Linked DNA regions of Mus musculus: all the other regions are linked to region 5. The links are chromatin loops, found by intact Hi-C in ENCODE. Cell type or tissue: heart. All regions are shown on one strand. Region 1 holds the start of Psmc6 (proteasome (prosome, macropain) 26S subunit, ATPase, 6). Region 2 has its middle 3.4 kb from the start of Ero1a. Region 3 overlaps 4930527F14Rik (RIKEN cDNA 4930527F14 gene). Region 4 holds the start of Txndc16 (thioredoxin domain containing 16). Region 5 holds the start of Ddhd1 (DDHD domain containing 1).

What was found. Peaks named below come from ENCODE experiments on the same cell type or tissue, not always from the same donor. Only the 100,000 strongest peaks of a DNase experiment are listed, where the experiment ranks them.
Region 1: a loop joins it to region 5, with 4 times the contacts of the local background. A loop is called at or near these places in 2 of 42 quality-filtered maps.
Region 2: it touches region 5 in a loop (2.8-fold over the local background); 2 of 42 quality-filtered maps call a loop at or near these places.
Region 3: it touches region 5 in a loop (2.1-fold over the local background); 2 of 42 quality-filtered maps call a loop at or near these places.
Region 4: it touches region 5 in a loop (2.4-fold over the local background); 2 of 42 quality-filtered maps call a loop at or near these places.

Annotation. Positions count from the first base shown.
Region 1 is chr14:45,327,397-45,332,396 of GRCm38, reverse strand. Psmc6 (proteasome (prosome, macropain) 26S subunit, ATPase, 6) reads right to left here and starts at 2,573. Exons shown (of 14, transcript NM_025959.3): 1 at 2,465-2,573; 2 at 1,488-1,567; 3 at 1,371-1,410; 4 at 439-491. The coding sequence starts at 2,549. In heart, a CTCF peak has its summit at 2,785 (motif pointing left); a DNase peak (open chromatin) is centred at 2,666; H3K4me3 peaks cover 1,874 bases; H3K27ac peaks cover 1,417 bases.
Region 2 is chr14:45,319,500-45,324,499 of GRCm38, reverse strand. No RefSeq gene overlaps it. Among named protein-coding and RNA genes, the nearest start is that of Ero1a, 3.4 kb to the right of the region's middle. In heart, no CTCF peak of the experiment used is centred here; no DNase peak of the experiment used is centred here; H3K27ac peaks cover 1,239 bases.
Region 3 is chr14:45,548,394-45,553,393 of GRCm38, reverse strand. All of the region lies in intron 3 of 4930527F14Rik (RIKEN cDNA 4930527F14 gene), which reads right to left. LOC115488341 (a long non-coding RNA gene) reads left to right here. Exons shown (of 3, transcript XR_003951188.1): 2 at 1,147-1,250. Among named protein-coding and RNA genes, the nearest start is that of 4930527F14Rik, 7.2 kb to the right of the region's middle. In heart, a CTCF peak has its summit at 2,103 (motif pointing left); a DNase peak (open chromatin) is centred at 2,873; H3K4me3 peaks cover 649 bases; H3K27ac peaks cover 547 bases.
Region 4 is chr14:45,218,696-45,223,695 of GRCm38, reverse strand. It overlaps Txndc16 (thioredoxin domain containing 16), which reads left to right and starts at 4,271. Exons shown (of 21, transcript NM_001310534.1): 1 at 4,271-4,479; 2 at 4,647-4,700. Gpr137c (G protein-coupled receptor 137C) reads right to left here and starts at 3,979. Exons shown (of 7, transcript NM_027518.2): 1 at 3,278-3,979. The coding sequence starts at 3,703. In heart, a CTCF peak has its summit at 2,495; DNase peaks (open chromatin) are centred at 2,945 and 4,145; H3K4me3 peaks cover 2,761 bases; H3K27ac peaks cover 2,400 bases.
Region 5 is chr14:45,654,536-45,659,535 of GRCm38, reverse strand. Ddhd1 (DDHD domain containing 1) reads left to right here and starts at 1,393. Exons shown (of 14, transcript NM_001042719.2): 1 at 1,393-2,314. The coding sequence starts at 1,525. Mir5131 (microRNA 5131) reads left to right here and starts at 1,483; the gene lies at 1,483-1,575. In heart, a CTCF peak has its summit at 2,525 (motif pointing left); DNase peaks (open chromatin) are centred at 1,325 and 2,225; H3K4me3 peaks cover 3,679 bases; H3K27ac peaks cover 3,364 bases.

The DNA.
Region 1 (5,000 bases), 330 kb after region 5:
AACTCAATATGACAAATACTCCCAGAAAAAGTGCTTCAGCAAATGCTTAAGACACTTCCTAAAGAATAGAATGGTTTATAAATTGCAAATGCTACTGTCTCATTCTAAACTACTCACTTACACTGTAAAGTCTGCAAAATGAAATGCAGAGGTATTTCAATTTGCCCATTCTGGTCCAAATGACTAAAAAGTTAACTACCGCTGAGTCTGTAAGCAACATTTTTGAATGTTTAAATGTAAAACATGGGTAATTGATATGCTCTTCAAGAAAGACATCATACTAAACCATTTTCTTTCTAGTTTTAAAATGATTTGATTTCTAAGTACAGATATGAAACACTAGGGACTAAGAAATTCCAGGCTTTGCTAGTCATTTGCTGTGTCTGAACAAAGCACTCTTGGGAGTTATGGGCACAATGCCCCATCAGAAAACATTACCTGACGACGACAACCTACAACGTATCTTGGTCCATTTGTTGCTTTAACGATGACTAGAACAAATTGAAAAACAAAGTTAGAAAACAAATACATCTACATCTATGGTGAGTGTAGTTTTATGTCTGACCACTAAGAACAGTAAATACAAAATTTAGCTTATGTAAACAAAGACCAACTCCTTGTATTGTTGTCATTAGAATACTAGGCACTTCATGGCTATCCTGATGGGTTATTAAATAAAGGCACTTACTCCCAAGCTCATTGATCTTACTCAGGCCAATCTCTGGGTCCCATCTTACATGGCAGAAGCAGAAAAGCAACTCCCACAGTAGTCCTTTGATGCATGCACACACACATGCATACACATATACACATGAGTGCAGGGGACACAGACATAGAGACAGACACACATACATAAATAGATGAATTAAGAATTAGAAGGGCTGGAGAGATGGCTCAGCGGTTAAGAGCACTGACTGCTCTTCCTGAAGGTCTTGAGTTCAAATCCCAGAACCCACATGGTGGCTCACAACCATCTGTAATGAGATCTGACTCCCTTCTCTGTTCCTCTGTTCGCTGTCTGAAGACAGCTAAGTGTACTTACAAAGAACAATACATCTTTAGAGTGTGTGTGTGTATGTATGTATATACACACACACACACACACACATATATATGTATATATGTATGTGTATATGTATATATATGAATGAATTAAAACAGCCTTCCATAATGTCACACATGCCTAAAATTCCAGCACTGGAAAGCAAAAGGCTTGTGAGTTCAAGGCCAGTCTAGTCTACATAGGAAGCTGCATCCAGAGCTACATAGAAGTACCTGGCCTCAAAAATCAAAATAAAATGGGCATTTCAAAAGCTGGCAAAGAACTGGGGCTTTTTATTTTTTAATAATTAGTAAGTTAATCCACTTACATTTTTCTTCTGTTAACTGTTTTAGCACTTCACCTACAATCTGGAAAAGAAAAAAGGGGCATTACCTTTTGCCAATAGCTTAGAAATGGCAACATACTTTCAAACTTTATCACCTACCTGTCCAACACTTTGTAGTGCCTTCAAATCATTTTCAGACTTTTCATACTGCTTGGTAAGTTCTTTTAATTGTTCCCTTACTGAAATAATAAAATTTTGACATTTTAAATTAAACAACTGCATAAAATTTTTTACTTAGGTCTCTTTTACCTTAGGTTTCAAACCTACTGTTTCAAACCACAAAATAAGATTTTTTTTTCCAGTTTGTAGTGGATAGGTGGCATGTTTTAAAATGAAATGTAACAGAGAAAGTATCATATCTATTTTCTTGGTAGGAAATATTTTTAAGTTACATTTTTAACCGATAGTGACATCCTGCCACCTTCAGATTTGCTACAAAACTAAACGATAAGGTGAATCAAGCCTCCCATAGCTACACTAAGATCACCTGGCTTACTCTGGTTGTCCATACTAAATTAAGTCAACCAACGCAATTCTTCACCGAATCCTAGGCTGCGGTATTCTCTCATTTAATTAAATCACGCAGGGTTTTCAAAACGTGAATGTTCAGGGTATACAGAAAACTTGGTACTCAGTATGACGCCTGAGGGAAGACGAGAAAGGCTATTACAACCACTGAGCCCCCTTCTACCCCAAGTACAAGCCGCCTCCGTGAGTCCCGCGTCCGGCTGGAGCTTCTTTGACTCAAGCGTCCTCCCATCCCCGGGTCCCGAGACTCCAAGCCTGCCTTCCTGCACCCGGAATATGTCCCCAGCCCACTTGTACCTCACTCCTCTAATCTTCCCCTCTTCCACCTCAGAACTGTGGCTGTTCTCTATGCCACCGGACTGGGACTGGGGCCATACCCACGGCCGAGGCGGTGCTGCACCCCAGCGCGGGGCGGGATGACAAAGCGCCTCGTCCCTGGACTCGGGCCTTCCCAAGCCAGGCGCTGTTTTCGGGCTCAGCCGAAGCCTCCGCTCTATCAGAGACCGAAGCCGGTCCAGGCACTAGAGAGTGTGTCAAGGCTCACTCACGCTCCTTAAGACGGCCGTCAATCTCCTTGTGCTCTAGCAGCTTCTTGCGATAGTCCTGAAGCGCCTTATCTCTAGGGTCCGCCATGATGAGAAGCCGTCGCTCATAGGGGATGCCGGGAAGGGCCATGGCAGCCCGGGCGGGGGAGGGGGCGGGGCGAGGGCGCAGAGGCGGCCTGGGGCGGGACCGTGACTGGCTCCGCCCCTTCCGGCTGGCCCGCCTCTGGCTCCGGGCGCCGAAGTCAGTCACCTAGAGCGGCAGAAAGCCTCGAAAGCGCAGAAGATCGTCTCCGGTCACACTGTCCCCTGCAGGCCAGAGTGAGCAATGCCTGACTTAGCTACTGGCTGGCTCAATATTAAGTCACTGCTTTCTTAGAACGCCAAAGGATCTGTAATAAACTGAAAAGCAAGAGGAAATGACAAGATTTTTTTTTTTTTGAGACAGTGTCTTGTAATCCACACTGCCTTAGCACTCATTCTGCAGCGCTGGGCTTGAACTCTGGTCCTCCCCCCCCCCACCACCGGCTTCCTAGTGGAATTACAGGCAAACTCGAACATTCAGTATGTGCTGTGTGGAAATCGAATTCAGAGTCTCCGGCATGCTAAGCAAGAGCTTTCCCAACTGAGTCACATTTTCAAATTCAGCCTTTTTCTTTCCCAAATTATTTATTTTTATTTATGTGTTTATGTGTGTGCCTTAGTGTATACCTTAGGAGGGCAAGTGCTCACAGAAGCCAGTAGAGGGCATCGGATTTCTTGGCTCTGGAGTTACAAGCAGCTATGATTTAAAAAAAAAAATCTTATTTATTTTATGCATATAAATATCTTGCCTGCATGTATGTGTGTGCAGCACGTGTGTGCCTGGTGCTGGAGGAGGTCAGAAAAAACCACATGATTCCCCTGAAACTGGAATTATAGACGGTTGTGAGCCTCTATGTGGATACTGGGAACCGAACCCAGATCCTCTCCAAGAGCAACAAGTACGAATACCCTTTGAGCTATCTCTCTAGGCTCAGTGACTGTGTTCTTTTAAATTATTATTGACAGGCTGGGAGTGTACCTTTGGTAGAGTATTTGCCTAGCACACAGAAGCCCTGAGTTTATTAACCCCCAGCACCCTAAAACTGAATGAATGCACTCCACAAACACACAGAGATCTTTAGGAAGAGCCGGAAGCTCACATAACCAGTAAACCACTTTCCAGCCCAAAGATGCAGCCTTTTGATATCAATTGCATGAGCATAAGTAGGAAATTTTCAGTTACCCAATAAAGCACTGACCTGCTTGTAATCAGAATATTAGAAAATATTCTAACATGTAATAAGGAAATTAGAAATGATTTGAATAGGGGCCAGAGAGATGGTTCAGTGGGCAAAGGCGCGCTTGTCATGGAAGCCAGGTGACCTGAATTGGATTCATGGGACCCACTCAAAGTTGGCATGAGGTCCACATGCACAGATGCATAAATGATAATAAATCATAAAAATACCTTAATGTAGTAAATGCTACAATTGAAATAAAAGGATATTGTGGGATAAGGAGGAGAATAAATTTTGAACATGTCTGAGAGCAGAAGGGGCCCCATTATGCCACCACGTGGAGAGCCTTCTGAAGAGATTAAACAGCAAGTGCATGATTCTAAGGTAGCAAAGAGTTTGTCTCACTTCTATCAGAGAAAGGAGGCCAGCAGAACTGGAAGGAAATGGGCTAGAGATGTAGAACACAAGATAAAGTTTCTGCAGCGACCAAGGTAGGAACTTTGAAGTCTGCTAGGACTATCTCAGATCTCTGTGGTGGAGGGGTGGTGATATCTTGATGTCTTCATAAAATCAGCATAATTGTACATATGTAAAAAGGTTGTCATGGGTATTAAATAGACAATATAACTAAAGATGTTAATCCAAAATGTGGCATATGGTAATTGTATTCTTTTAAATTGTTATTCTCATGCTGGGAGTATAACATTGGTAGAATACTTGCCTAACGTACAGCTGAGTTTAACTCCCAGCACCCTAAAAAAAAATGAATATGCTTTACAAATACATGTACAGTTATGTGAATTAATGCCTAAAGTGACAGTCTTCCAAATTTTCTTGGAGAAAATGGTGTGGTTATTATGTGAATTTTCTGTTGTATTTTTTTTTTCTAAAACTGGCTTTTGAAGGAGACAATAAGTAAATAAAGTGACAGGGAGTGTCCTTTCTCCCACACTATTTTGATCAAGTGAGTAGGTTCATACCAATATATATCAATTCTGACATCAAGAAGAAAAGACAAGGCAGAATATAAAAGGCAGTCCAATTTATATGGCTCAGCAAAAATATATGCACGCAGAGGCTGGAGAGATAACTTAGCTGTTAAGAGCACAGGTTACTCTTCCAGAAGACCTGGGTTCCATTCCCAGCACCCATATGGTGGCTCACAATCGTCCCATAACTCCAGTCTCAGGACGTCCAGTGGTCTTTTCTGGCTTCCCTGAGCACCAGGCATCCAAGTGGTACATATACGTATATGCAGACAAAACATCCCATACACATAA
Region 2 (5,000 bases), 340 kb after region 5:
GTGTGGGGAGTCTGCGTACGTGTGTGGTGCTCCAGTTGGTTTACCTTGTGGGCATTCAACTCAGAGAATTAAGTTTTGTGGGTGGAGCCTCTACCCACTGAGCCAGGTTGCTTGCCCTCCCATTTCATTCACATACACACTCTCCACCCCCACTCTCTCTCTTTCTTTGTCTTTTTATATCACTTCTTAAAAGATTTTTTAATGTGTGAAGCCTCCCTCTGCTTTTTCAAAAGGGTTTATTTATTTAATGTATATGAGTACTCTATCTGCATGTATACCTTTATGCTAGAAGAGGGCATCGGATTCTATTAGAGATGGTTATGAGCCACTATGTGGTTGCTGAGAACTGAACTGAGAACCTCTGAAGAGCGGCCAGTATGCTTAACAACTAAGCCATCAATCCAGGCCCCTTCTTCCATCTATTAAAATGGGATAATTGTTAGAAATTTGCTAGAAATGAAGCTGGAGTTGGCGGGGCTGGATCTTGGGGGACTTGAATGTCATGTTGAGAGTCTTGAATTTTAAAACAACTGAGCAGTATTGCAATTTTTAAAGCTGTAGTGTTGTGATCAGATTATATTCTGTTAATCATATTTGAAGGTATTTGGAGTTGGAAGTTACAGGCAATTGTAAGCCAACAAATGTGGGTGCTCAGAACCAAATGTGGATCCTCTGTAAGAGTGGTGTGCATGCTCAGCTGCTAAGCCATTGCTCGGGCTCCCAAGCTTGAAGACTTTTCTTTCTGTTAGACACTTAGTTTTTTCTGTTTGTTTCGCTTCGAGGCAGCCTCTCAGTCTACAGACCAAGCAGGCTCCAGAACAGGAGGATGGACTGGTCGGGTGGGATGGTGTGAGTGGGAAGTGAGTGTGTGTCACTCAAGCCAAACAGTGCAAGTGCTCTGGGGAGAGATTTAATAGTGTCTCCACAAAATCCATTTTGTGCCTGGTTCAGAACTTGCCAGTGTTTCCTGAATCGTGCAGAGTCAGCAGTCTCGGAGTTTGTGTTACCACTCTTGACTGTACAACCCTGGCTCTGAAGTGTTCTCTGAGTGAACTTGGATCATTCCACCTACTGAATCAACCTATAGTTGGAGGCCTAGGTTTTCCATCACTTTCCTACATCTGTACCTCTTGTAAATTTTTCTAAGTTTAGTGTTTTTCACCCTCACCCACAATTACTACTTCCCTCTAATGAACTACAGTTGGCTGCTTGTCCTGTAAGCTTGACAGCATTTTCTTTAATTTGTTTTTTTAAACAACACATTGTCCTGTGCTACCCTAAGCTGTCATTATCCTTTTAGATCTGTTAATTGGTTAATTTACTTGTACACTCATCAACTTGCCCAGGACTCATCTTCTGCAACACACTCGTCAAGGTCTCTACCATGTGATGAATACAGAGAACATACATACACATGAACAGGTATTGTTCCCTATAGTGTGTATAATTGCAGAAGAACAGGACAAGGAGGAAAAATGTCATGTTTTCAAACTCATTTCATGTGAGCAGAGATGTGGAACCTGAAAAACATGCCATCCCGGGGGGAACTGTTAGCAATCCATCATGTTGAAGACAGAAGTGTTGAAAATGAAGTGCACAGGGTCAGATCATCATAAGGGTCCTTGAATGTCATGTTGAGAGTCTTGAGCTTAACCTTTCAAACAGCTGGGAGCATTGGAAAACTTAAATGTGATAAGATTTACATATTTCAGAAACTGGCCTTGGGTGGAGGATGTTTGTTTATTGGTTGGTTTCTGAGGGATATAAACTTATAAGCCAGTTGATTAGGTAGGGGAATGAGGAAGTAAATTAGCTGAGAAAGAATAAAAGCCATGGCTCAGTTCTCTCCATGAAGTCTGTCAGGGCACGGTGCATCAAAAGGTTGTGGGATCTGAAAGAAAACCAGAAGGAAGTCCGATGTATCTTTCTGCTTTCCAGATGCCTGGCCATGGAGAGTGTGACCAGTTATCTCTCAGAAAAGCAGGTGTATGTGCCCAACAAGTAGTTAAACTGTGAAACTCTAGGGAGAGACTGAGCTAGAAATACACACTTGGGAGTCTCCAGTGTAGAGAAGGCATTTAACATTATGAGACTAAGCAATGTTCTCCAGGAGATACTAAAGATGGATGGAATCCCAAGGAGTAGTCATGTCTCCAAAGTGGCCTGTGGGAAAGATCATGAAGGATATAGTTAATTAGTATCAGGAAGGAATAGGGAGAGTGGGTGTGTCCGCCTATGCCTGCAATCCTGGCACTTGGAAGACTGGATCAGGAAGCCAGTGACTTAGAGTCCAGCCTGGGCTACATGCTAAGACAGACGAAACGGGAGGAGGTCATAAAGAGACCCTGACATGTCTTCTACACCTCACACTGATTTTAGAGAGAGAGGACTCCGCCTTTTCCAGTGTAGCGTGTACCTCCTGGAAAATGGTCACTGAATTTAGTATGATACACCATTTAAAGAGGCGTAGGAGGGCTGGTAACCTGGAAACCAGATAGACTGTGGGTTGAGGCAGGAATGGGAAATGAAGAAGTGAAGTCAGGGACAATAATACGTAGCTTGCTTACACAGGAACTGTACATAAAGACAGCTTAAGTGGCTGTGTCTTCCTTCCCACCTCAGATAGTTCTGATCATATGTCAAGGAAGGTCTGACAATGTGACATTTGTACTCAGTAAAGATTAGATAACGGGGTCTAATCATGTGGCACCAAGCCTTTAAAGTTTTGCTTAGTCATTCTTCCGTGACTACATCTTTTCCTTTAAATTCTTTCTTTCTTGTCTGTTTAATGCTGGAAATTGTTTAGGTGCCAAGTTTCCTGTAGACGCCTTCACGTCCCCTTTTGAGAAACTGGTGCAAGGCCCTTCCTGCTTTGCTCATTAAAAAAATTAATAATAATAGCTGCTATTTACATAGCAGTCAGCATTCTGTCAAGAAATTCTGTGTGCATCAAGTCTGTCATGATGTTGTTCTAGTATTAGAATAACAAACTTGTGATCTAGTTCATCTCCCAACAATTTAATGTTGCTGAACAAAGCTGTAACAGGAGGCTGGGCTTTCAGAATCAAGGACTGAACTTCGTATCCCCTGGGACTCTTGAAATTGTTACTGAATGACATGAAATATGTCCTAGGAAGGCATATTGAAGAAGAAATCTCACTCAGAAGACTGAACGAAAGGTCTTTTGGGAACTCTAGGGAAAGCTGGCACTTACCAGTTCACTCAGGTTACAGGCTCTTGCATCAGTGTAGCATCTTAAGCTGCACCAAGCTTGCTTCAGAAAGCTTCTACTTTACTCACTCAGTATTTCTCTTCCTTTGCTTTGTCTCTCAGTTGTGATGATAAGAGTGCTTAGTCATAAGAAAAGCTATTCATTCCCAAACAAAAACCTGGGAGTCTAAGGTATGTTCAGGATGGAGGCCATGTTTAAGCGGTTTTAAAAGTTTGCAATGCAGTGGTAGAAATACAAGGAAGAAAATGTTACCACAGATGTCATACAAATATTGACTGTGGAGAGGGCAAGTATCCATACAGTATACACATTTCAACTAGCTCAGATGTTCACACAATGATATTTATGGAAATGACCAGGCTGGTAACTCTATATTTAGTTTCTTGTGGAATCTCTGCTATTTCCCAAATATGATGTCCATAATTTTTTTCTAAATTCTTATTAAGACAAGGTCTTGCTATGTAGCCCCAACTGGATTCAAACTCATGATGATCCCCCTGTCTTAGTCTTTGTTTGTTTGTTTTTCTAGCTGGTTCTTACTGGGTAGCTCTGGCTGTCCTGGAACTCACTGCACATAGACCCAGGCTGTCCTGGAAAACACAGAGATCTGCCTGCCTCTGTTGGAGTTACACTATACCACTATGCCCAGCTTTATTAGCCAGGTAGTGTTGTTTGCCTAGTGGGTTTGTTGTCGTTTTTTTTTTTTCAAGATAGGAACTTGTTATATAGTCCTGAACTCTATATGTAGACCAGGCTGTCCCTAAACGTGTGCTGGGACTAACTACACTATGAGCCACCAAGCCTAGCCACTCATCTTTTTTATATTCCAAGGGGTCTGAGGAGGTCTCGGTGTGGCTCAGCACGAGGAGCACACTAAGCATCCATCAGTGGATGAACAAATAAGGAAGCACACCCTGAGTGTGTGTACCCTGACACAGAGTACTGTGTAGACTTATAAAGAAGGGCATGCGGTGACCTGGAACACAGCTGTAACTGCAGAACACCATGCTAAGTGGAATGAAGCCAAGAGCAGAGAGAGAAGTGCTGTGTGATCTCATTTGTGTGAAATTTAAAAAGCCAGTCTCATAGAATCTGTAGAAAAGTGGTAACCAGAGAAGGTTGGAGAGAGGAAAGTTGGTCCAAGGGCACAAAGGTACAGTTAGACTGGAAAAGTAAGTTTCGTTGACCCATGGTATTGCATGGAGGCTGTGGTTTATATACCGTGTACTTGGAAGCTACTAATAGACTGAAGATACTAATAGACTTATTTTTTTAAACATTCTTGTAAGAAAAAGTCAAGCTGGTGAGGTGATGGATATATTAGTGTGATTGAGTCTTCCTACAATGTACATATGGATTGAAAACATATCTTACACACAATTATTAGTGAACTAAAAATAAGACTGGAAGACTGGTTGTGGTGGCAACAGGTGTTTAATCTCAGGTCTAGGGAGGCAGAGGTGAATTGATTTCTGCCTGTTCGAGGCCAGCGTGGTCCACAGTGTAAGTTCCAGACCAGTCAGGAATACACAGTGAGACCCTTCATCAAAATAAAAATGCACTACCCCAAGCTAAACGAGACAACGAAGCCAAGAAAACTGACGACATTGTCAGTTTTATGGAGCCGATGCACCTGTGTACTTCCAAGGCCAAGCTCGGCATTGCAAAGTGAATTGAATGGAAACTTGCTTTTAATCTGGAACAGTGTGAAAAGAACACCAGCAAAAACACCTGTAACAGAGACACTATGATCTGGTTCTAGAAAAGG
Region 3 (5,000 bases), 110 kb after region 5:
AGAGTACCCCAGTACCACTTCTGGGGGGGCAGAGCCATGAACAAAAACAAAAGATGTGAGTTCTGCCCATTTCCCTGTGGAAGGATGGAGTGTGGGCGAGCCACCTCCAGTGACCAATGGTTGAACATGAGTTAGTTTAATGAGCTATTGCTGGTCCTTGTCTGGCTTGTAGCCCTAGTGAATTCCTGTTCTGGAGAAAGGTTTATCTAACATATCTGAGACACATTAAGGCATCAGCAGGTAGCTCTCTCTGTGTGTTTCCCTCCCTCCCCCTCCTCCTTCTCTTTCCCCCTTCTTTCGTGTGTGTGTGTGTGTGTGTGTGTGTGTGTGTGTGTGTAATGCATAAGTGCACATGCAAATACAAAGAGCTAGCCAGCACTGAGCCTCCCACAGTCAGTCTCCCAACCAGAAAACCGTCACCGTCAGGCCTTTATCACACCTCTGACCTCCACTTGGTTTCAGCCTCTATGCAGATGTGTCCATTCCTTAGAATGTTTTCAGGTACCATTTTACTGTCTGACATGCTCGCTCTCTCTCTCTCTCTCTCTCTCTCTCTCTCTGTGTGTGTGTGTGTGTGTGTGTGTGTGTGTGTGTGTGTGTGTGTGTGTGAGAACTCCATGGGAAATACTTAGTCTACGCAGTAAGTATTTTAGTTGTCTAGGGTTGTATTGTTAGTATCTGGAACCAGCCCCAGAAAGGTGCTCCCTAGTGAGGGTGCTCTTCCAATGAGCATGCTCTCAAGCAAAAGTGCTCCCATTAGAGGGCGCTGTGCTTGAACCCGGGAAGTACTTATTGTGTGGTTAGCAATGATTTCTCTTAGAATTTAGTCCTGCCAATATATCTGCCCGCAATATGTTCCTCTTGTTTAAAACTGTGGTTCAAGACAAAAATGGAAGTTTGGGGTAAGTATTTTTTTTAGGAAATGTTTTATTTCTTGTTCCCTTTCCTTTGTGAGGACTTCTGCATCTGTTTAGAGAATAGAAAAGTCAGACACCGGACGTTAAATTTGAAGCCCTGCCCCGTGCTTGCTGAGTCATTGCACTGAACTTTAGGGCATTCCTGAGAGCCTAAAAATGGGAACAGTCACCCTCTCACCCTTCATGCAGACAGATGTGAAGTCGTCTTTATCTCGGTTCTCTTCCTCAGAGGCAGCCTGGAAGCAACAGCCTCCTTACCTGGTGTCTTCCTGAAGCAAATCAGGAATCAAGTGCTTCGGTGGTCCTCCGGTCCGTGGGAAGAAAGCGCTTCCTGTGAGCGCACTGACCACAAAGCCGGCAGGTGCATGGGGGCTCTCAGTGCGAACCTTGTGTTCTCAGTGGCGGTTAAGTGTGTGTCCAGCAAACAAGAGGATGGGGGAGGAGCCATGTGTGTGCGGGCTCTTTGACTGATTGCACGTTTGTGTCCTGATTGGGAAGGCAGCCTCAGTGGACCTTTTCAAGGCACAGCATCTCCTCCTGGATATAGAATAGCGATGGCGATTGTCGCTGAGCACCTACCTGCCTAAGAACTGTGAACAAAATTAAACTAACTTTCTTGACCTCTGCAGCAGACTGTACACCTTATTTTTTATAATTCCCGCTTTAATAGCTGAAAGTAAATACAGCGAGAGTGTAGATGGATGATCCTTTTATTCCCTGAAATTCCTGCACTCAGGAGGTAGAGGCAGGAGGAGCAGAAATTCTACGCTAGCCTGGGCTACGTAACAGACTACCTTAAGCCATAAAGTAGTAAAAACCGGACAGGAAATGTTGTTCGGTTAGTAGATTGAGTGCCTACCACACACGGATTCCCCGGGTCCATCCCCAGCACCAGGTATGGTGTGGTGCACACCAGCAATCCTAGCACTGAGGAGATGAAGACAAGATCAGAAATTCATGGTAAATCCTCAGCTGCACAGCAAATCTGAGGCCAGCTTGGGGTGCATGAGACCTTGTCTGAACAACAATGGAATGCAGCTAAACAGACACAGCAGAGCTAGACCGATTCTTATTCCTATTCCTGGCACGTATCGCCCAGGCATACTAAGAGCGGGTGGGTGTCTGCCATGTTGCCCGCCGTCCTCTCTATAAGCTTCATTCAGGCCTATCCCCAGCGGGCTCCCCCTACTGGTCAAGTTAGGGACTAATGGTACCAATAAGGGCGGTAGTTAGAACTAACGGGGAACGCAAAACTTCTAAACGCAGAACATAATGCATTCACATGCCATTTTCCTTCACCATTGCTGTTCAGTTAGGTTGGTGTAGCTCACTGTTTGTTGCCTATTATTTACCAAGAGACACTCTGCCTGCAAGCCTCAGCTCGCTCTCTGTGCCATTTAGTTTCATTCGCTTGATCCAAGCGAATCAGCTGTGAAGCAGGAACCTCAACTGAGAAAATGCTTATATCAGGTTAGCCTGCAGGCATGTCTTAGGGCTTCTTTTGGGGGGCCTGGGGGGAGTTGAGCCAGGATTTCTCTGTGTAGCCCTTGCTGTCCTAGACTCGCTGGCTTCGAACTCACAGATATCTGCCTGCCTCTGCCTCTTGAGTGCTAGAATTAAAGGAATGTGCCGCCGGCGCCGCCACCACTGCAGCCGCCGTGGCCACCTCCTCCCCCTCCCCCTCCCTCTTCCTCCTCCTCCTTCCTCTTCCTCCTCCTCTTCCTCCTCCACCTTAATGATCTAAGTGAGAAGCCCCCCACCCCTTTGGGCAGTGCCACACCAGAACAGGCTGTCTTCGACTGTGGAAGAAAGCAAGCTGAGAAAGCCATGGAGAGCAATTCCCAGGGTTCCTGCCAGCAGCCTTCTTCAGGGGTCAGCCGTCCCCTGCTTCCGCTGCTGCTTTGAGGTTCCTGCCTGATGGACTAACCTGTTAACTAAAATTAACCTTTCTCCTCGAGTTGCTTTTGGCTAATGTTTTATCACAGCGAGAAAAAAGCTCACTGGGACACTTTCCAACAGTGTGGGAGGTTGCACTAAATAAACACCAGGACCTTTACCGAAATTTGGCATCGGTGAGCACTGAACACAGGCAATGTGATGCAACTATTTTCCAGAACAGGTAATGCGGTGGCCTGAATATCTGTAAGGCCCCCATTCATGCAGGTTTAGCATCCCCAATCTAAAAATATAAAACTAAAAATGCTCTGAAGCTTGAAATTTCATCTCAAAACCACGTATTCTTGGTCTTATCCTGGGTGTGGGAGGTGTGCAGAGATCGACAGCTTGTAAGCAAATATCTCAAAATCTAAAGAAAGAGAAGAGGGGAAGGCAGAGGCGGAGAAGGACACAAAGGGAGAAGAGGGGAGGAGAAAGGGGGAGGAGAAGGGATGTAAGAAAAGGAAGGGAGGCGGAGAAACAAACGTTTTTGGTCCCAGACACTTCAGATGAGGTTTTGAACTGTGTCGAAATTTAATCCACAGTATGATAATGTCAAAAGGGCCTTTAGAAAGGAACTAAATCATAAGAAGTCCATCTTGGGGCTGGATAGATGGCTCAGCAGTTAAGAGCACTGACTATTCTTCCAGAGGTCCTGAGTTCAATTCCCAGCAACCACAGGTGGCTCACAACCATCTGTAATGAGATTTGATGCCCTCTTCTGGTGTGTCTGAAGACAGCAACAGTGTACAATAGATAGATAGATAGATAGATAGATAGATAGATAGATAGATAGATAGATAGATCTTAAAAAAAAAAAAGTCCATCTTACCGGATGAGGTTTAGTGCCTTGTGAATGAAGTCCCAAAGGGCTTCCTTCACATGTCTTACCCAGTCGCTGCCCCACATGCAAAGAATGGGACCGGATCAGATATCAGTTCTGCTGGCACACTGACCTTAGACTCCCAGCTTCCCAAACTATGGGCATAGACTCCTGCAAGTACTAAATTACTCAGTCTGAGGAGCTTTGGTGCCACACCTGGAATGTGCTAACACAGAAAGTAAGCAGAACTTACAGCAACCCCTGGGAACTGGATTTTTATAAAGACTAAAAAGCAAGAGGGATGGCGCCCAGCTGTTTATGGCACCTTCAGGCCCACACACTCTGGAAACCTCACTCGTTGGGCCAGACATGTTCCTGTTTCCTCGGATCCTCTGATCTGATCTTTACTTTTTGAAGAGCCCCGTGGCTCTTTTCCATGTAGCTATTCTTTCTGCCTGAGTGATTCCAAAATATCTTTGTCTTTCATTTATGTATGTAATGTTCGCATTATCAAGTTACTATGTCTATATCATGTAATTGTATGTATGTCTGTATATATGTATGTGTGTATGTGTGTATATATATGCATGTCTGTATGAGTGTATTTGTGTATATGTGTGTGTGTGTGTGTGTGTGTGTGTGTATGACTCACAAGTGGAGTTGCAGCCCTGCTATGTCCTCAAACTTCAGACCTACAAAGACAATGCCTCTTTTTGTCCTGAAATGTGAGGGTCATTTACACATATTTGAGAGAAGACTAAGAACAGTGCAGGCAAGCTGCTAAAAGGAGGAAAGTGAATATGAAGAAGAAAGAGACAAGACCCATGCCCATCAGTTAAGGGTCCAAGAGAGCCAGCAGACTGGCAATGAAGGTGGGCAAGCAGTTGCATAGGGCAGAAGGGGAAGTGAGGAAGTCCCAGGCTTATACCTCAGGGTATGCATGCTTAGGATTTGGGCCAGTATCTAAAGAAGGGCTAAAAAGGCAGAAAGAAAATGTTTCACCTTTTGAGCTAGAACTCAGAAAATCAGGCTGGCTTAGCATTCAGGCTTTGTGAGCCATTGTCTCAAAGCCATCTTAACCCAGGGGAAACTGGGTGTTTCTAAGTCACCACCCCAGACTCAGCATAACAAAACAAACTTGAAGTCATTTCTTTCTCAAGACCTAATATAGGTCCTGATACCACTATGTTAAGAAGACCTAATGCAGGTCTTTCCACTTGCCCAGCAATCCTAGCTGAAAGCTCTGGTGGCTTTGTTTCATTTCCACATTTTTTTAAGATTTATTTTATTTTTATTTATGTGTATGCGTGTGTATCTGTGAGTGT
Region 4 (5,000 bases), 440 kb after region 5:
TATCTGTGAGGGGGTATGTGCATGTGAATGCAGGTATGCTGGCACCTACAGTTACAGTTGTAAGCTACCACCGGCAGCTGTTGGGCACTGGACAGTCTTCTGTGAGAGCAGCAAGTGCTCTTAACTGATATCTTCTGGCCTGATCCATGGTTCTTTATAATGAAAAGTTTGAATGTTTTAAATTCATTAGACATGGACACAACAAATGTTTAAATTAAAAGTAAAATGGAATTGGTATTTAATATGAGACAGTAAAGACAATACTTTGGGACAAAAATAATAGTTTTGTTTTGGTCAACAAACTCTCTCTACAACTTTGCTATAGTATGAAGAATCCAAAAGCTGGCTATGGCAGCAGTGCCCACAATTCCATCACTTGGGATGCTGAGGCATGTGAGTTTTAAGTTTGATAACATCTTGGGCTACACAGCACATTCCAGGCCAGTCTGAGCTCACTAGCATGTCCATCTGAAAACAAAACAAAAAACTGAAATAAAGAAACAACTCCTCGAAGAGAAAAACTTTACGAATTCAGAATGATCAATAGAAAATATACTTCCAGTTACTTGGAATTGTTAATTAAAAACTGTCATCCAGAGCTGGGCATGGTGGTATACATCTATATTTCCTTGCATTTGGAAGGCTGAAGCAGGAGGATGGAGAGTTCAAGGCCAGCCTGAAGTACATAGACAGTCTGCCTCAAAAAATACAAGAAAAACAAATCCACACTTTTCTTACCTTTTTTTTTTTTTGGCAAAGTACTACAACGTGTAACTTGTAGATCCTTCTGCTTCTGTCATCTAGGTATAAGGATTACAAATATGTGCTCACATACTCACCTTTTAAGTTCAGTTGTTATATAGGCCATATTGTCTTAGAACTATGTAGTTTAGGATGCCCTCAAAATCATGGCATTCTTCCAGCCTCTCCCTCCCAAGTGCTGAGATTATAGGTACATACCACACTTGACTTCAAATACTCTCTTAAGTATAGATATCTATGAACTGGGAAATAAATTCTGATTCAAATGTCTATTATAAAGCAGGATTTCAAAAAAGGACAATATTTATTCAAGTATTATGTCCTAAACTTTTTAGTGTTATTATAAAAGGCAAGCAACCCATAAGCCCTTTCCAGAAGATACTAAGAAACAACCAATCAAACAAAAGAGCTTCAGTACAGTATTTTGAAATTTATATTTTCTAGGGTAAGAGCTTTTTCCAAAAAAGTGTATCACACAAACAAGTGATTCATTTAATAAGACTTTCAGACTTTAATGTTTTCTTACTTGGAATACCAGTGATAACATGTGAAAACTATGTAGATAATCTTTATTTTTTTTGTTCTAGAAATACTTTTTAGAATTTTGTGCTTAAATATAGTTGATATTTTTCCTATTATGTTTGGCCACTTTCTTTCCCTTTGAGTGAGAGGTGCTGTCTGGTAGAAGATACAAGGGAACCCTTAAGGCATCCAAGATCTTACTCAGGCTGTTGGTAACTTGGATGTATACATACATAACACTTCCCTAGCTGCATGTTTAAGATTGTGTACACTTTCTGGTTATGTGTTACATCTCAAGTGAAAGGGTGATGTTAGCAAGGTCCAATGAATTGCATATATAATTTTTTAAGACATATGGGGGGGGTGACAACACCCGTGGTATCTGATGCTCCTAGCAAATTGACTTTTAATCATTTTCAGGTAGATTAACTGTATCTGAGGCTAAAGTAAGTCTTCAATAATGAGAAATTACTAATGTACTATCAGAAGTGTCAAGAAGAACTCAGTATCAGTTTACCTATAAATATGTGTTATAAAACCTTAAGCAACTGGATGATCCCCAAATATGATACCATTGTAGCATGTTTATTTGATTTACAATTGCATATGCTTTTCACTTTTGCTTAAGAGTGTGGCATTATTTTTGTGGTATTATGAGGTTTTTTATGGTATTATGTTGCTAGAGAATAAAAATAAAGTTTGGTTTTGTTACTCAATAATTGTTTTTTATTGGATATAGCTTGTATATATAACAATTGTATATAGCTGAAATTACAATTGTGATTTTAAAAACGCTTTCTATTTTCCTGTTTATTAAGGGGAAAAAAAGAGTTGGTTTATGTAGGAAATATAAACACAATCTGATTCAAAAGTGCCTTTTTTGGGTTACTTTTCCTTGGAACTGTGTTAATTCTCATCACCTCCAAAAGCCTTTGAGAGGATTAGCTGCATAGACCAATACCGTTCTATATTAGTCAGTATTAAGTGTATGATGTCACCTTTTTTTCTCCTCTCCTAAGCTCGTATTTTGAGGGAAAAGAAGACTGGGGGGGGGGGGGTGGAACCTGAAAATAATAAGGCATAAATACCAGATAGACATGATTGACAACCTTATACCCCCAACCTGTCTGAAATGGGTCAAATGTGCTGCAGAACAATGCAATCCAACCAGCAATTCCCCGTAAAAGAGAAAGGGGGTGTGATTAGACTCCAGCTATTAAGCAAGTTGTTGGAAAAACAAAATCAAAAACACCAAAAAACATAGTTCCGTGGTTTGTTTCTGCAACAGGCACAGGTTAAGCTTGTATCTTCTCTCCTAATTAGCTCTCCCCCAAAGGGCTGTGCTGTAAGAGACCGCCTAAATCGCCAAAGCAAGCAGCAACTGGGACAAACACTAAGGGCTTTATGGAGGTCCTTCGACTGTCCCGCAGCATTGGTTATTGATCGTTCACCCCGTCGGGGAAGCGATCGATCAGAATTTGTGCAAGGTGTATCGAGCCACAGTTAAGGAGATGCGGGGGGGGGGGGGGATATAAGCTTCTAATAAAAGAAACGCAGCAACAATAGCGGAGGAACAGCTCTGCCTGGTGACGTAATGGCTGGCAGCGGTCCAGCTTCAGCAGAGCTGCCTCTACTTCAGCATCCAACCTCCCTCAACCCGGTCCAGCCTCGACAGAGCTACCGGAGCTGCTACTTCTTACGATGCTTCTCTGTGGTCGCCACCAACGCCTTACGTGGAGGTCTGGGACATTGAACAAAGGGTGTCCCACTGCCTTAAGTTGTCGGGGCACGCATACTCTCTCTCTCACACTTCTCCAACCCCCTCAGGCACCGAGTCCATCAGCGGCTTAAGTTGAGGGAGAGGGAAAGACAGGAGTGTCTCAGTGTCCCCAGACTGCCCTCCGGCCACCTCCCCCAGCCCCGACCCCTTCCGTCTCGGCAGGAGTGGATCCCGGCGGCCCCGCTCCCCCGCTCGCCGGTCCTCCCGCCTTACCTCTGCCAGGTAGAGGTTGAGGAGACAGAGCGTGGAGAACTGTAGGCAGGAGGGGAAGCAGTAGAGCAGCCAGTGCGGGAAGAAGTGCAGGCGAGAGGGTGGCCGCAGCAGGGGCAGAGAGCCGCTGAGGGAGAAGGCGGCCGAGAAGAGCGTGGTCCTGAGCGCTGCCCACGCGAGACACAGGAAGAGGCAGAGGCTCTGGTAACTGAGCCGCCGCTCGCGGTACAGGAGCAGCCGCCACAGCTGCAGGTAGGCAAAGGCGAAGAGCGCGGCGTAGAGCAGCGCGTGCAGCACGCTCAGCGCCAGCTGCACCGAACCGGGAACCGCGGCGCCCGAGGCCGCGACGGCGCCCCCGCCGGACGTCGAGGGTTCGCGGCCGGCCGTGGGGACCGCGGCGGCCGCCGGCCCGGACACTGATACCCTCATGAGGGGACGCGAGCAGCGGGGAGGGAGCGCGGGAAGGAAGCGGCCCGAGCGCCCCCCGGACCTCCCGCCCGCCCCAGCCTGCGGCCCCGGGCAGCGCCGTGACAGGAGTCGCAGCCCCGCGCGATGGCCGCGGCTGCCCTCGGGCCCGCCTCCCCTTCCCCCCGGGGGGCTCGGTTCCTCGGGCCGCGGCTCGGCTCCGCAGCAGCAGCAAACAACTCTCGGCTGGAGACAATCAGCTGAGAAACCCGAGCTTTTGAGGCGCTCGCTCCGCACTGTGAGCTGCCGGCGATTGGCCCGGGCGGGCGCGCCCTCCGGGCGCCTCACTCGGAATACCACAGGCCTCAGAGCCTGTCACTCCAGAAGCCTTTGATCTGATTGGCCTTCTGCTTTCTCCTCTTTTACCCCCGCCCCTCTTCCCACCCACGCTGCTGATTGGCCCAGCAACTGCAAGACTTCCTCGCGCCGGCGGGAGGACTCCAGATTCTGTCACCTGGGGCTGTTCTCGCTCCGCCCCCTGACCGTCCATTGGTTGGAGGATCTCTTACGTAAGGAGCACGAGGAGCAGGCGGAGCCTCGGGGGTTGTTTTTTCGCCCAAGAGACTGATTTTGCGGAGGCAGTGCCGGCCGTGGGCGGTGAGCTTCTCAGGTAGGCGTAGTTGCTTTGGGAGCCGCCGTAGGGACCAGCCCCTGCCCCGCCTTCTGTCACCATCTCTACTCTGATGGCGGGACGTGCTGTCCTCAGAGACCTTTCATCTCTGCACGAGAATCTCAGGCAGGTGGGTAGCAGCGCGGGCCTCAAGACTTTGCCTGCAGGATTGCATGCACATCAGCACTCGGCAAACGTCCCTCCAGCCAGGTTGCTTGCTGATTCAGTTCACCTGTTTCTGGGGGCACCAAACGACGCTGGTTTTGATTTCATTTCCCCCCCTTTTCTTTTTCTGAGCTGGAGGAAACACGGGGCGAGGAAAGCGAATGAAGCAAAGCGCGAGCGGAAACTGTAAGTAATCAACCCTTTCTTCTCTTGGGAAGAGGTCCTGAAGGATGGTGGTCCTGGGAACAGATGAACGTTGAGGCCTTCTCCAAGGGGAAGGTGATTCTTCGAAACTTGCAATTTAGAAAGCTCTCTTGGGCGCAGGGGTGGGCAGGGGAGGGGTGGGGGGAGCGCGGAGCAGTAACAATGTGGTGATTGTCCAGAATGGAAGAGTTTGTGTGAGATTCTGCTTGTGTGTTGGAACAAGTGGTGCTATTCTCATCAGAGACTGAGAGATACAAAATAAGAGGTATATTTCTGCTTTAA
Region 5 (5,000 bases):
GTTTATAAAATGAATTTTTTTTTCAATTTAAGAGAATGGTCTGAGGTGACAGAGTGCCTCAGCTATAAAACAGGATTTCTATGAAGTTACAGCTGACCTTGACCAAACTCATCAGTCAGCCACAGTCCAAATAATCTCTGCTGGGGCAGCCTGTTCCCCAAAATGAACTGCCTTTTAATAAAACAGATAATTCCAGGAAAGGTACATCATAGACCGACACATAGCTCTATGGCTGCAAGAATTTCATTTCCAAGCCACCCACTTGCCTCTATAAAGGGCCCCAGCTAGTTTACTCCCTTCTAAGACACCCATTTCCCTCCGGAGAGTGTCTTTCCTTCTTTGTTTGAAATAAACTGTCCATCTGTTGAGGTCAGACTCTGGTCTCTGTCTTCTCTTTACTCTGTCTTGGAAGTCTAACATAACAGAGCCTCCGTGTCTCCCTGAAACCAGGAAGTGAGTTACAGAATCAGAGTTATACTAAAAACAAAAACCAAACCAAACTTGGGAAGGCTTAAAAGCCATAGAATTACTAGAGACCGTCCGGTGCAACGATCTCCTACTTATAGCAAGGAATAAGACAAATAGATAAAGGAGATTAAGTGACTTGCCTGGAGGTGGCAAAGCTGAGTTTAGAACCTAGGTTTTTGTTTTTTTTTTTTTCCTCTTTCAGTCTAATAATCTACCACACAAGGCTGGCAAGACCAGTTAGTTATAACCAAGGTACATCGAATGCGCACAGACTGTGGGAAAAGACTAAGACATAGGGACTTGGTTTCCATCCAAGGCCTTACTGCACTACAGAAAGAACAGGAAGCATAAGGACAAGAGGGCAAGCAATCTAAAGAACTGGCACAGTGACTCTAGGACGCCAGTTTTGTAAGTGGGAGTGGTCGTGCCCAGGTGAGCAGCAGGCGTAGAGGTGGGGTGCCTTCTGTATGAATGGGCTGAAGGTTGGGAAAGGGCCAAACCAGGTGACCGAGCAGGTCTTTCGGATGCTGAAAGCAGGCCTAAAGCCAGGAACGTGAGCTAGCAACTTCCAGGGCCCCTCTGGGCATACAGCTGAATCACCCACGGGGCTCATGACCCGAAAGTGTAAAGATGAGTGGGCGAGAGCCTCACTGCGGCTGGCATCCAGGGGCGTGGAAGCGAGGGGGCGGAGCCACTGCGTCGAAAGTCGTGAGGCAGGGGCTCCACGGATGCCGAGACCGCCGCGACCCCGTCTGACCCCCGCTTCCAGGCGCGGAAGACTACGTACAGCCTAGCGCCAAACGGGAGCTCCAGCAGAGTCCTCGGGCCTTCCGGGGAGGCGCGCGCGGCTGGGGGCGGGGCCCCTGTGGCCCCGCCCACGCAGGGCTGCGTAACAATGGGGCGGGCCCCGGAACGGCGCTGCGGCGGCCGGGGGCCGGCGGGGAGGCGGAGTCGCCTCGGCCGCAGCTGCTGCCCTGCTCGGGATTTGAAAGATTATAAAGTCCGGGCCGAGAGGGCGGCGGCGTCGGATGCGCGTGTGGCGGAAGCGCCGGCGGCATGAACTACCCGGGCCGCGGCGCCCCACGGAGCCCCGAGCGTAACGGCCGCGGCGGCGGTGCCTGGGAGCTGGGCTCGGACGCGGCGGGCGTGTTCGGCGGCGGCGGCTGCTGCTTCGAGCACCAGCCGGGCGACAGCGTGCCGCTGTCGCTGCTGCGCGCCGAGCCGCTGCACCTGGCACCGGGCGCCGACGACCTGAGCCACCTGGCTCTGGACCCGTGCCTCAGCGACGAGACCTACGACTTCAGCTCGGCCGAGTCCGGCTCGTCGTTGCGCTACTACAGCGAGGGCGAGAGCGCGGGCGGCGGCAGCTCTTCTTCGCCTCCGCCGCCGCTCGTCGCCCAGAACTCGGGGGGCGGCGGGGCGGCGGGAGGGGGCCCCGGGGACAGGAAGCGCGCCCGGCCCGGCGGCGCAGCCGCCCGGCACCGCTACGAGGTGGTGACGGAGCTGGGCCCCGAGGAGGTGCGCTGGTTCTACAAGGAAGACAAGAAGACCTGGAAGCCCTTCATCGGCTACGACTCTCTGCGCATCGAGCTCGCCTTCCGGACCCTGCTGCAGACCACGGGCGCCCAGGCCCGGGCGGCGGGCCGCGATGGAGACCGGGTGTGTGGCCCAAGCTCCAGCTTCGGGGAGGAAGACGAGGAGGACAGCGCCTGCGGCTTCTGCCCGCGCGCGGCGGGGCCTGAGCCGGAGATGGAGGAGCTGGTGACCATCGAGCCGGTGTGCGTGCGCGGCGGCCTCTACGAGGTGGATGTCACTCAAGGAGAGTGCTACCCGGTGTACTGGAACCGTAAGTGGCTGGCCAGGGGCGGGCCAGGCTCGGCGCGCGCTGGACGGCGTTTGGGGGTTCGGTTGCCCCCGCGATGCCTGCCTCGGGTTAGGATGCAGGTTGCGCGGGGTGCCTCGGCAGGTGAAGGGTAAAAGAGCAGATGGCAGCGCCCAAGCTGCTAGCGGGGTCAGGAGGGGAGGATTCCGCCGGGGATTGTGCCTCCTGGGTGAGTAGAGTGCTGCTGCCATCCCCTGGAGGGTATCCAGGAACGGATCCCCAAGCCAGTAGCTTTAGTTTCTTGACCGTACCAGGGGCTTTGTCCACCTGGATATCTGATTCGGTCTCGTGTCTCCTGAAGCTCCTGTGATTTAAATAACATGTCCTGGAGTGAGTGGAAATGCTTGAGTGTTTTTATGAGAATCAACAGTTCAGCTTAAAACCTGAGAAGAGAAAAGCCCTGACGGGAAAGGAGAGTTACAATGTGTTATTCACAGTGGATGTGTTGGGCACAAGAGGAAAGAACTGCAGGAAGTGGCAGTGCGAAGTGGGTCCGTACCCTCTGTATAGAATGTTTTCATATCTCTTGGGTCCTTTTTACATATTTTTACTTTTGCTTCTTAACCTAGAAAAATTGCACGACCTCGGTTTTCACATCTGTTAAATGGGACTGTCATAAAGGTCTGAACGATGCTTTAGGCAACACGGGTAGGTTTAAAATCAGAATGAGGAAGGGTAATCCATAATCTGACGTGGCATGCAGCAGTTATTAATATATATGATATGTAGTAGTAACAAGTTATTGGCCATCAATAATTTGTACCATACAGTATTAACTTTATGGGCTTCAGTGCCCTTACTCAAATGTCTTTTCCTGATCTTTTGGCCCTCTATACATCTTATATTATTTATTCTGATCTATATTAATTATGTGTATTGATGGCTTAGCTTCCTTTCGGTTTATTTAGTAGCTTCTGGTCAGAGTCCACCACCTTTATCTTTGTACTCATAAAGCAGGTATTCGATGACTTGGTACCGAATTGCATCAGTGATTCTGATAATGCTAAAGCATGCATGCATTAGGTGCAAGTAACTATGATGGCAGATTCAGCACATTCCAAGTCAGGTATAGGTAGCATAGCAGGAAATTTCTTGCTACTCTTCAGGACAATAAAGGCAATAAAGGTTGTTAGTTTTTTAAAGATGAGACTCATATGGACTCTGTTAGGTCACCTCTTGATTATAAACTCACTGAGGACGGACTTAGTAGTTGTATGTGCTAGCACAGTACCTCTGTGCACATTGTTTGGAAACCCATGTCTTTCAGAGGCTTCCCATCCCATTTCTTTTTAAATGATCCACACATCACCATGGGTCTTTCCTGCAGATAAAAACACAGAACTTAGTGGACCCAGAAAGCAAGGTCAGAGGGGCTGGAGAGATGGGTCAGCAGGTAAGAACACCGAGGGCTCTTCCAGAAGACCCTGGTTCAAATCCCAGCCCCCATACTCCCCATGGCAGCTCACATCTGTCTGTAACACCATGATCTGACACCCTCACACGGACATACATGCAGGCCAAACACCAGTGCACATAAAGTAAAAACAATAAATATCAAAGGGAGCAGGGGAGTGAGAGCATAGAGCATCCTGGAAAGGGGGGCTGGAGAGTAAAGCTGTCTCTCCCTTAGCTTAGCCTTAGAGTGCTTGCACTAGACTGACAAGTTTAACACCTTACTCTGCTCACAAAGTAATTTTCACTGTGGAGCAAATTGATGTTGACTTTCATCCTACAAGGATGTAGCCTCAGTGTTATTAATGAACTTGACCAAGGTCACGCAGCTAGAAAGTGATGCAGTAAGCAGTAGTGAGGGAACACAGTGCCGTATGTATTTCACCCATCCAAAGGGACGCACAGGCCACCGTGGATGTAAGACTGAGTCTGCAGGAGTCAGAGGAAGCACGGGGATTAGAGAAAGGGGTTCCTCTCAGTTGGGGCCAGCATATCCAAGGATACAGAGGCGTGAAACTGCAGAGCAGTTGAAGGAATGAAGGCTGCACCTCTGAGGCTCAGGCATCCAATGTGGGTTTGGATCTGACCACCCCAGCAGTGTGGCTGTATGAGGATTGGCAAGTGGCAGTCTGTCAGGAGCACTGCCCAGAGGGGATGTGCAGCGCTGAGTTTGGACTTTATCCTTTGAGTCGCAGCCAGCCAGAGAGTCTGTATCAGGTGTGATTGGTGCCTGTGCACTGTTGGGTTGGAGATGAGAAAATAGAACATCATACGTTATAAGTCAGTGATGGCGACAACATAAACCTGAAGGTCACGTGGGCCTCGCCAGTGTTCTTTCCGAAAGCAAATGTTAGGAGGCTAGATATAGCTAATGAATTACTTGTTGTTAATTCGCACATAACAACCATTTTGTTTTCATTTTAGTTTTTCTGACCAGCTCTTCACAATATATAGTCCTGTGGGTATTCAAGGGCACCTTATAATCTAGTGGCTCTCAACCTTCCTAATGCTGTACCCCATTAATAGAGTTCTTCATTTGTGGTGACCCCCCCCAGTCATAAAATTGTTGTCACTGCTACCTCATAACTGTAATATTTGCTAGATTGTGAATTGTAATGTAAATATCTGACATTTCTGTTGGTCTCAGGCAACTGCTGTGAAAGGGTTCTTTGATCCCCAAATGGGTCACAACCCACAG